2 separate regions of the Homo sapiens genome follow, and region 1 is linked to region 2. Evidence: read pairs that join two places in POLR2A ChIA-PET (ENCODE). Cell type or tissue: Panc1. All regions are shown on one strand. Links, peaks and the distances in the headings refer to the core of each region. The heading gives the core; the rest is flanking DNA. Region 1 has its middle 58 kb from the start of TOB1-AS1. Region 2 has its middle 8.8 kb from the start of WFIKKN2.

What was found. ChIA-PET counts read pairs that join two places held together with the same protein. Peaks named below come from ENCODE experiments on the same cell type or tissue, not always from the same donor. Only the 100,000 strongest peaks of a DNase experiment are listed, where the experiment ranks them.
Region 1: POLR2A ChIA-PET joins it to region 2 with 9 read pairs; 2 of 35 experiments call an interaction of 5 or more read pairs at or near these places.

The regions. Positions count from the first base shown.
Region 1 is chr17:50,922,413-50,927,740 of GRCh38, reverse strand. No RefSeq gene overlaps it. Among named protein-coding and RNA genes, the nearest start is that of TOB1-AS1, 58 kb to the right of the region's middle. In Panc1, for the core only: no CTCF peak of the experiment used is centred there; no DNase peak of the experiment used is centred there; H3K27ac peaks cover 393 bases.
Region 2 is chr17:50,824,160-50,829,512 of GRCh38, reverse strand. No RefSeq gene overlaps it. Among named protein-coding and RNA genes, the nearest start is that of WFIKKN2, 8.8 kb to the left of the region's middle. RefSeq lists a silencer at 559-668 and an enhancer at 789-1,018. In Panc1, for the core only: no CTCF peak of the experiment used is centred there; no DNase peak of the experiment used is centred there.

The sequences.
Region 1 (5,328 bases), core at 329-5,328, 98 kb before region 2:
CCATTCATTGATCCAACAAATATTTTTTGAGCACTTACTATGTGCCAGGCACTGGACTAGATGCTGGGTATACACTGGTGGATAAAGCAAACACCATCCCTTCCCTCGAGGAGCTTAGGATCTAGTGGAGGTTATCATTCCCCTTTTACAAAAACCCAGAGAGATTAAGTAACCTGCCCAAGGTTACACAGCTAGGGGAGATTATACTGCCTGACTGCATGTCCCGGATGCCTCAGGGCACCTGAGTGTGGCAGCTGGCAGAGGAAACTAGGGCAGGGGCAGAGGGTGACCTGATTGCAAGAGCTCAGGTCTGTAGGGAGTCTGAGAGCCATTCAGTGAACTTGGGCTGGGCCAGACCCCCATTTCGGGGAAGCTGGGCTCAATCATAGGAATTTAGGAGGGCAGTGGGATCCCTATTATCAAGACCCACATCTTGGGGCTGGGTGCGGTGGCTCACGCCTGTAATCCTAGCACTCTGGGAGGGCGAGGCTGGTGGATCACCTGAGGTCAGGAGTTCGAGACCAGCCTGGCCAACATGGTGAAACCCTGTCTCCACTAAAAATACAAAAATTAGCCAGGAATGGTGGCACACACCTGTAATCCCAGCTACTCGGGAGGCTGAGACAGGAGAATTGTATGAAACCAGGAGGTAGAGGTTGCAGTGAGATCGTGCCACTGTACTTCAGCATGGGCAACAGAGCCAGACTCTGTCTCAAAAAAAAAAAAGAGACACATCTTGGGGTTGGGGCTGAGATTCTGGGGCATAAACGAGGCCCCAGGCACAACTTGAGTGCCTCCTCTTAATGATGATGATTGTGACCCCTGAGCATCTGCCACACACAGAGCTAAATGCTTTCCGGGCACAGCTCATTTGATCCCCACAGCTACCCATTACTAGCCCATGCTACATGTGAGATACTGAGACTCCAGAGGGGTTGGTAACCTGCCTGAGACCACACAGCCAGGAAGTGGCAGAGCCACAGGACTGGGCCACATCGACTCCAGAGTCCAGGGTTCAACCACTACCCACAACGCCTCGCATCAGAGTTGGTATAAGAATTAGGCTTCACCTGCACACATGGGTGGGGGCGCAGAGTCCAGCTTTGAGGAGCTGGGGATGGCTGGGCCTGTGGTTAAACTGGATACGAGCCGTGCCTCCTTCCCAGCCCACATCCTGGGGCCCAGCTGTCTCCCTCCCTAGGCTTCAGGGTCCCCCTCCTCCCAACTCTTAGTTATAAGACTTGGACTCTTTTCTCTCCAGCTCCTAGAATAGGAAGGACATGGGTGCTCAGCATGTCTTACCCTCAATCACTTTGCAGATGAGGAAACTGAGGCATAGAGAGACGGTGTTAGTTACCTAAAGTCACTCTGCAAATTAGCGACAGAGCTGGGGTGAGATTACAAGTCTCTTGGGTTTCAGTCTAACATCCCCCACCCCTTCTAGGCTAAGAGCAGGGCCTGAGGTCACCATCATCCTCAAAGCACACACAGGGTCCTTTTCCCGTGTCTCCTGTCTTCCTTTGAAAGTACTGATCTGAGTTCCCGTTCCTAAAGCACCTGTCCATTCACACCCAACCACAAACAGGAAGACGGACAATCAATGGCGCCACGTAGCTCAAATCAGTGAGTCTCAGGCCAAGGAGGGTAACACACTAGGGGGTGATGGGGACTGTGGCAAGCTAGCAAGTGTGTGCCATCTGAGGGAGCACTGGCAACAGCCATGTGGTCCAGAAGCTTGGCCAGAGAAGCCAGAAATCTTACTAATCAGTTCACATGGTTTTCCCCACTAGCATTAGCAACCAGTTGACTTGGTATGAAAGATACAGGTGTGGAAGTACGGCTCATATAGGACAGCTTCCCTCCATCCCTCAGAGACTCTCTGCCTGGCAGGCCCTGATCTGGGAAGACTTAGGAGGTTGTCCCTGAAATCCAAGGAATCTCATAGGCTCAGGAAATGCTCATCATGTCTGCTGGCTTCTTTCGGTAAACCCAGTGGCCCTTAGGCTGGGCAGCACACAAGAATCACCTGTGGAGCCATGGCATTCCTAACGCCAGGCTGCACCCAGGCCAGTGAAATCAGATCCTGGGGGTGTGAGCCAGGCACCAGTCTTTTTGAAAAAAAGCTCCTCAGGTGATCCGAAAGTGCACCAGTGGCATCGGCATCACTGGTAGCTTGTTAGAAATGCAAAATCTCAGACCCCACCTTAGATCTGCTGAATCAGAATCTCTGGGGGTGGGGCCCAGCCAGCTGCAGTTTCACAAGCCCACCAGGTGATTCTGACTCAATACAATTCCAGGCGCACAATCTCAGACCGAGGCAGTGTGAGGTGAAGCTGGTGCCTACAGGAACATGGCACATCTGAAAATAACCAGCTTTACAAGAGATGGTCAATTTAAAGACACTTTTTGAAAAGAAAACCTTACTTTGATTAATTAATTACCAGGGGCCAGGGAACACTGCAAGTTGGGCTCTTCTCTCTTAATTCAGTTGGAAACGTTTCTCCCTCTGACTTCAGAATGGTGAAACATCCTCTCCTTTACAGTCTGGAGACAGAAGCCCTCCTCACTCCTCCAATTCCACCGCACGAGGCTGGCACATAGCAGATGCTCATTAAGCATTAGTTTCTCTCCTTCCCATTTCCCCTTGGAATTTCTAGAGCAGGGGCTTACACACATCCTCTTGCTGTTTTGATTTATATTAAAGTTAGTTCCAGTGCCCAAGTGCCTGGGGTGGCAGGTGGCCAGGTGGCCAGCTGGCCAGGGATTAGGAAATACTGAATTGTCTTTATTTTAAAACCTTGGCCAATGCCAGGGAATATAAAGGGAAGTGAATGAAGTGGGAAGCAAATCATATTGATGATTTTCTTACATCTCTATAAAATGATCTATCGTGTTTCCTTGATTATATGACACATAATTGATGTACAAAGACAGGGTTTTTTTTGGTGGAAAGAAAATGCATACATTTGCAGGCACATTGTGTGTATACATCAACTATGAGACACATTTGTACTCAGTGCAGTGGCTCATGCTGGTAATCCCAGCAATTTGGGAGGCCTGGGTTAGAGGATCGCTTGAATCCAGGAGTTAGAGACCAGCTGGGCAACACAGTGAGACCCCCATCTCTCCCCAGCAAAAAAAGTTTTTTTAAATGCCAGACATGGTGGTGCGTGCTTGTAGTCCCAGCTACTTGGGAGGCTGAGTGGGAGGATCGCTTCAACTCAGAAGGCTGAGGCTACAGTGAGCCATGATGGTGTCATTGCACTCCTGCCTGGGCAACAGAGTGAGACCCTATCTCAAAACAAACAAATGCACCTTTACAGTTTAGAAATTTGAAACTGTGTATCTCAGAGGCAAGGAAAAGGATTTTCTATGAACGATGATTGGAGGGTAGAATGTGAAAATACAATATAATGATGTTCATGGGTTATGGATTATCTTTTGGTCTTTGAGGGTTCTTGTAATAGATATTAACATGAAGTTTGCATAATGATTAAAAAATACAGTTTACAAAGAGAAAGAAATTTCATTAGCCACAAGAGCCACAAAGTCTGCTGGGGTAGAATATCATAAGATACCTGTGGCCTTTAGGAGATCTGCTATAAAATGGTCCTAATTCTTAGGGCTTGAACTTAGTCCCTGTGCAACCTCGGGTAAGTCACTTGCTGAGCCTCAGTTTCTTCATTTGCAAAATGGAAATCATGATCATCTACCTGGCCTGGTTCCTGTTTAGTTAGAGAATCAAATGCAGGGATTATTGAAGGGAAGAACAGGTGGAAACCTTAATCTGCTTAGCCTGGGGAGAGGATGTTTCTGGGACTCCACCTGCCCCAGAATCCCAAACCCACAGCCTTGTAGCAGATGATCTCTGCAAACACAGGGCATAGCTGACGCCCTCTGCTTCCAGAGAGGCCTCTACCTTATTTTCTGGCAAAACCTCAATGCCCTGGACTGTTGCCAAAATCTCAGATCCACTGGTGCCTGAAGATGGATTCTGGGGAGCACAGCTGGTCAGTCAGCACAGGACACACAGATGCCTAGTGCGACCTGGACACAGCCAAAGGGCCTGAGCTTCCCACCACTGGGGTCTCTCTCTTTGGAGGAAATCATTCCACAGAAAGGCCCTGATAAAAATGCAAAGGTGTTATTTTAGTAAGATCAATGCTAAAATTTAGAACAGAGATCGCAGCCCACAGATGGACTTCTTTTGGCCTTCACAGTTTTTAAATTTTTTATTCTTTTTAATGTTTGAGTTTCCCACAAAGCTATCATCCTTTTGGTTTCTGTGGCTGCAGCTTGGGCTCTGGTAGGACTGGACGTGGCACTTCCAACAGGGGCTGCCTGGGCCCCAGGGCACAGAGAGACCTTCGGGAGCCAGATATCAAGAGTGGTTCTGGCTGCCTCAGCCATGGACATCCTGCTGCAGCCTGTGTGGGGGAATTCAGGAGCAGAGAGTGCTTCCCACCCAGATCGTAAAGGAGAGGATACTTTACAACTCTGCAGTGTGGAGAGGATTTCCAACCCCATAAGGGAGCACGGCCAGCTTGTGCATTTATCCACATGCCCAACAATGTTTACTGAGTGTTTCCTCCTCTGTGGCCTGTGGGCCAGTCATCACATTTAATTCCCCCAACAGCCTGTGCAAGAGGCATTATTGTTCCACATTGGGGTCCCTCTCCTTGAGACAACCAGCACCCCCATCTCTTCTCCTCTGCTTCCCAGCCTGGCTGGGCCGGGGAGGAGGTTATAAGGCCCATGGTGGATGTTACCCATTCATTGCCTTCTGGTCCTGTGGTTGTTATGGACTCTGGCTGGGGTCAGAGTCTCCAGGGGCCCCCTGGGCCCAGGCTCTCCACCCAGGCAGCCTCACCCAGCCTGCACAGGTGGGGCCAGGCAATTTATCGACTGATCTGGGTGTGCCCCTGTAGGGAGGAGAAGGCATGGACCAGCTGACCTCTGCCCCATCCTCCAGACCCAGAGGCTGTAGACAACGAGCTTTCCTTAAGAGGCTCTCAACAAATACTCAGGCTTGCCAGGGCTCCTCTGCTTATAAAAATTCCATCTTACAGCATAGAAAGTTTGGAAAGCGCAGCAAATGTATATAAAAGTCACCTAAAAGGCCACCAGCTAGCGATGACCATTGTCAGCATTCAGGAGTATGCCTCCTCTTCATCCCAAAGTCAAACATGAACTACGACTAGGTTGTGACTAGGTTGTACTCTTCTACAATGGGGACACAGGGGTCACAGTTATTCCATTGTTTGTCTTTTATTAATTCTCCTCCATCCTTGGCTTGTTTGGGGACTTTAAAAAAAAAACCGCTTCCTA
Region 2 (5,353 bases), core at 354-5,353:
CAGCCCACTGCTTCCTGACCGATTTCAGAAACAACTTCTTTCAGGAGGCCTTCCTGACTTTAAATGACAAAGCAAAACAAAACAAAAGCCGCAACTGGGTTGTAAAATACGGGTAAAGTTTAAATGTTCAATGTAGTGGGTTGAGTGGTGCTCCCCCCAGCCCCCCACCCCTGCCAAATATATCCATGTTCTAACCCACAGAGACAGTGACCGTGACCTTGGGAAAAGGGTCTTTGCAGATGAGATTTGGGAAAAGGGTCTTTGCAGATGAAATTAAGGATCTTGAGATGAGATCATGCTGGATTACCGAGGAGGGCCCTAAATCCAATGACGGGTATCCTTATAAAAGGCAGAGACAGAATCGAGACACAGAAGACGGGAAAGTCTTGTGCAGATAGAAGCAGAGATTAGAGCGATGCACCCACAAGCCCAGGAACACCTGAGCCCCCAGAAACTGGAAGAGGAAAAGGACTCTCCCCTAAAGCCTCTGGAGGGAGCGTGGCCCTGCCAACACTGTGGTTTCATACCTCCAGCCTCCAGAACTGTCAGATAATAAATGTGTGCTGTTTTAAGCCACCAAGTTCCTGGTCATTTGTTTAGCAGCCCCAGGAAATGAACACACCTGCCTAAAATTCTCCAATGGCCTCTCCTGGTCATAATTAAATGCCACAACTACCCTGAGCTGCCCCTTTTAGGTTCCTGCTAAAAATACTCAATGAATTGCCTCTCCAGAGTGTGTTCTCTTTTCTGAGAACTGTGCTTTTTTAAGCACTGAGTTGACAGACTCAGTGCTTTAAAAATCTAAAAAAAAAAAGCTATGGTTGTTGTTGTTTTACTCTTTAACAGAAACCGAGAGTCAAGATGATCTCAAAGTAAAGACACTCCGTAGAATGTGGGTGGTCAGAACAGTTGAGAACTGAGCTCAGCTGCTGAGAGCTTTGATTCACCCCACAGGGCCAGAGGTGCTGGTGGCATGGGACAAACTTTTGGGAGGCAGGTACTGAGCCCCCCGCTGAGCTGAACGGAGCCCACCTCTAATCTGTAATCCTTAGGGAAGAAAACCCCTCTGTGACAGGGGCTTTCAAATGTTTTGACTGCAACACATAGTGAGGAATACTTTTTTTCTTTTTTGAGATGGGGTCTCGCTCTGTCACCCAGGCTGGCGCGATCTCTATTCACTGCAACCTCCACCTCCTGGACTCAAGCGATTCTCCCACCTCCGCCTCCCGAGTAGCTGGGACCACAGGTGCACACCACCATGAGCAGCTAATCTTTTGTATTTTTGGTAGAGATCAGGTTTTGCCATGTTGCCCAGGCTGGTCTCAAATGCCTGGGCTCAAGAGATCGCCTGCCTCAGCCTCCCAAAGTGCTGAGATTACAGGTGTGAGCCACTGCACCTGGCCAGAAATACATTTTTTATTATGATTCAGTACACATATTCATGTAAATAACTGAAACAAAAGTTACACAAAACCGTAGTTGCCCTTTCTATATGTGAGGCACTCCATCCACCTGGTGTGACTTTCCTAGGGCCATCCGTGCAGAGCCGGCAAGACCTGCGGCTCCCACCCCCACCCTGTCTCCTAAACCTGCGGCCTCCTCTCTCACCTCTACTTTCCAAAGGCCAGGGTCCCATGGAGGCAGGGGCCTTGGCCAAGGAGGCTGTGCTTGGGCCAGGCCATTCCAAGGAGAAGTATGGGAAACTCCTTCTTTCCTTTGCATGCAGATTCCAAAAGTCGAAGATCACTTGGGAAAGTCAGGAACAACCCAAGGCCAAGGGTTTGGGGGCTCCTATTGTCATCATCTAAAAAGCCAAGGTGTCAGGATACACAGTTAATATACAAATGTCAGTTGCTTTCCTTTATATCAGCAATGAACAATTGGAATTTGAAATTAAACAGAAACCATTTACATTAACGTAAAAAAATACTTAACGTGTACATCTTTTAAAAATATGTATAAAAGCTATGCGAGAAAAACTATACAACTGGTAAAAGAAACCAAAGAAAATCTAAACATGGAAAGACATGTTCCAGCTGGGTGCAGTGGCTCATGCCTATAATCCCAGCACTTTGGGAGGATGAGGTGGGTGGATCACCTGAGGTTAGGAGTTGGAGACCAACCTGGCCAACATGGCAAACCCTGTCTCTACTAAAAATACAAAAATTAACCAGGTGTGGTGGCTCACACCTGTAATTCCAGCTACTTGGGAGGCTGAGGCAGGAGAATCACTTGAACCTTGGAGGCAGAGGCTGCAGTGAGCCAAGATTAAAAAAAAAAAAGAAGAACGACATGTTCCATGTTTATAGATCAGATTAGATTCAAAATTGTCAAGATGTCAGTTCTTCCCAACTAGATCTATAGATTCACTGCAACCCTGATCAAAATCCCAGGAAACTATTTTGTGACTTCAACAAAATTATTCTAAAGTTTATATGGAAAGGCAAAAAACCAGAAGAGCTAACACAATCCTGAAGAAGGAAAATAAAGTTGGAAGACTGACATTACCCAACTTCAAGACTTACTATATATTAAGCTGCAGAAATAAAGGCAACATGGTATTGGTTAAAGAATAGACATATAGATAAATGAAACCGAATACAGAGCCCAGAAATAGACTCATAGAAATATAGTCAACAGGTCTTTGACAAAGGAGCAAAAGCAATCCATGGAGAAAGAACAGTCTTTTCAACAGACGGTGCTGGGCCAAGTGGACATCCATATGCAAAAAAAAAAAAAAAAAGTCTAGACATAATGGACCTTTACATCTTTCACAAAAATTAACTAAAAATGAATCAAGAGCTAATTGCAAAACACAAAACTATAACATTTCTGGAAGATAACACAAAAGAAAATCTAGGTGACCTTCATTTTGGCAATGACTATTTATTTCTTTCTTTAGAGATGGAGTCTTGCTCTGTCACCCAGGCTGGAGTGCAGTGGCACGATCTCGGCTCACTGCAGCCTTCATCTCCCGGGTTCAAGCAATTCTCCTGCCTCAGCCTCCCGAGTAGCTGGGACTACAGGCGGCCCCCACCACGCCTGGCTAATTTTTATATTTTTAGTGGCAACAGGGTTTCATCATGTTGGCTAGGCTGGTCTCAAACTCCTGGCCTCAAGTTAACCACCCACCTCAGCCTCTCAAAGTGCTGGGATTACAGGTGTCAGCCACCGCGCTTGGTGGCAATGACTTTTTAGATACAATAACCAAAACATGATCGAGACAGAAAAAATTGATGTTACTTTTGCCCTGCAAAAGATATTATTAAGAGAATGAAAGCCTAGGCAACATGGCCAAATCCTGTCTCTACAAAAAATAAAAACATTACCCTGGCATGGTGGCACATGCCTGTAGTCCCAGCTACTTGGGAGGCTGAAGTGGGAGGATTGCTTGAGCACAGGAAGTTGAGGCTGCAGTGAGCTGTCATTGTGCCACTGCACTCCAGCTCAGATGATGGAGTAAGACCCCGTCTCAAAAAAGAAAAGAAAAAAAAAAAGAAAAGACGAGCCACAAATTGGCAGAAAGTGTTTGGAAAACATGTATCTGATAAAGAACTTGTATCCAGAATATGTAAGAACTCTCAAAACTCAATAATAAGAAAATAAATAACCCAGTGAAAAATGGGCAGAATATTTTAACAGACACTTCACCAAAAAAGATATATGAATGGTAAATAATTATAATAAAAGATATTTAACATTGACCGGATGCCGTGGCTCATGACTGTAATTCTAGCACTTTGGGAGGCTGAGGCAGGCGGATCACTTGAGGTCAGGAGTTCGAGACCAGCCAATATGGCGAAACCCCATCTCTACTAAAAACACAAAAATTAGCCGGGTGTGGTGGCTCGCACCTCTAATCCCAGCACTTTGGGAAGCTGAGGCAGGAGAATCACTTGAACCCGGAAGGCGGAAGCTGCAGTAAGCCAAGATTGTGCCACTGCACTCCAGCCTGGGTGACAGAGCAAGACTCTGTCTCAAAAAAAATAAAAAATAAAAATAAATAAAAGATGCTCAACATCATTAGTCATCAGGGAAATAAAAATTGAAAACACAATAAGAAATTATTACACACTAATTAGAATGGTTAAAATTTAAAAGTCTGGTCATACTAAGTGTTGGCAAAGATGTGGAAGAACTGAAACTCTCATACACTGTTCCTGGGAAAATGAGTGCATTTGGTACCATTGTAAATGGTACAATTACTTGGTAAATCAGTTTGCTTCTTAAAAAATTGGGAAGTTAAACACTTCTACCATTCCCCTCCTGGGTGTCTACACAAGAGAAATGAAAGGATGTGTTCACAGAAGGCCTGAACATGAATATTCACAGCAGCTTTATTTTTCATTGCCAGAAACTACAAACAACTTCAAAGGTGAATGTTTAAACACATTGCAGTGTATCCATACAATAGAATACTACTCAGCAATAAAAAGGAATAAGCTACTCATACATGCAATAATACAGATGAATCTCAAAATAATTATACTAAATGAAAGAAAACTAACCCAAAAGAGTATACTTTAAACATGTGCAGTATATTGTTTGTCAGCTGTACATCAGTAAATCTGGTTTTTATTTATTTGCTTGTTTGCTTGTTTGTTTTTTCTTTGAGACAGGATCTTGCTTTGTCACCCAGGCTGGTGTGCAGTAGTACAATTATGACTCACTGCAGCCTTGACTTCCCAGGCTCAAGAGATCTCCCAACTTCAGCCTCCTGAGTAGCTGAGACTACAGGTGCATGCCACCATGCCTGGCTAATTTTTAAATTTTTTTTGTAGAGATGGTCTCATTATGTTACCCAGGCTGGTCTTGAACTCCTGGGCGCAAGCTATCCTCCTATCTTGGTCTCACAAAGTGCTGGGATGACAGGCATGAGCCACCGCACCCAGGCAAATCTGTCTTTTAAAATGTCAAACTCTGACCTTATCTACAAGAGTCTGCCTTTTCTGACCCCATTCAGCCTCTTGGTCCTCATGCTCTCCTTCTCTGCTACCACTCTGCTCCAGCCTTATTGGCCTTCTCTCTCAAACATGCTGGCTGTGTTCTTACCTCAGGGTCTTTATTATTATTATTATTATTATTATTATTATTATTATTATTATTATTTTATTTTTTGAGATGGAGTCTCACTCCATCACCAGGCTAGAGTGCAGTGGCACAATCTCGGCTCACTGCAACCTCCACTTCCTGGGTTCAAGCAATTCTCCTGCCTCAGCCTCCTGAGTAGCTGGGACTACAGGCGCGCACCACCATACCCGACTAATTTTTGTATTTTTAATAGAGATGGGGTTTCACCATGTTGGCCAGGATGGTCTTGATCTCCTGATCTTGTGATCCACCCGCCTCGGCC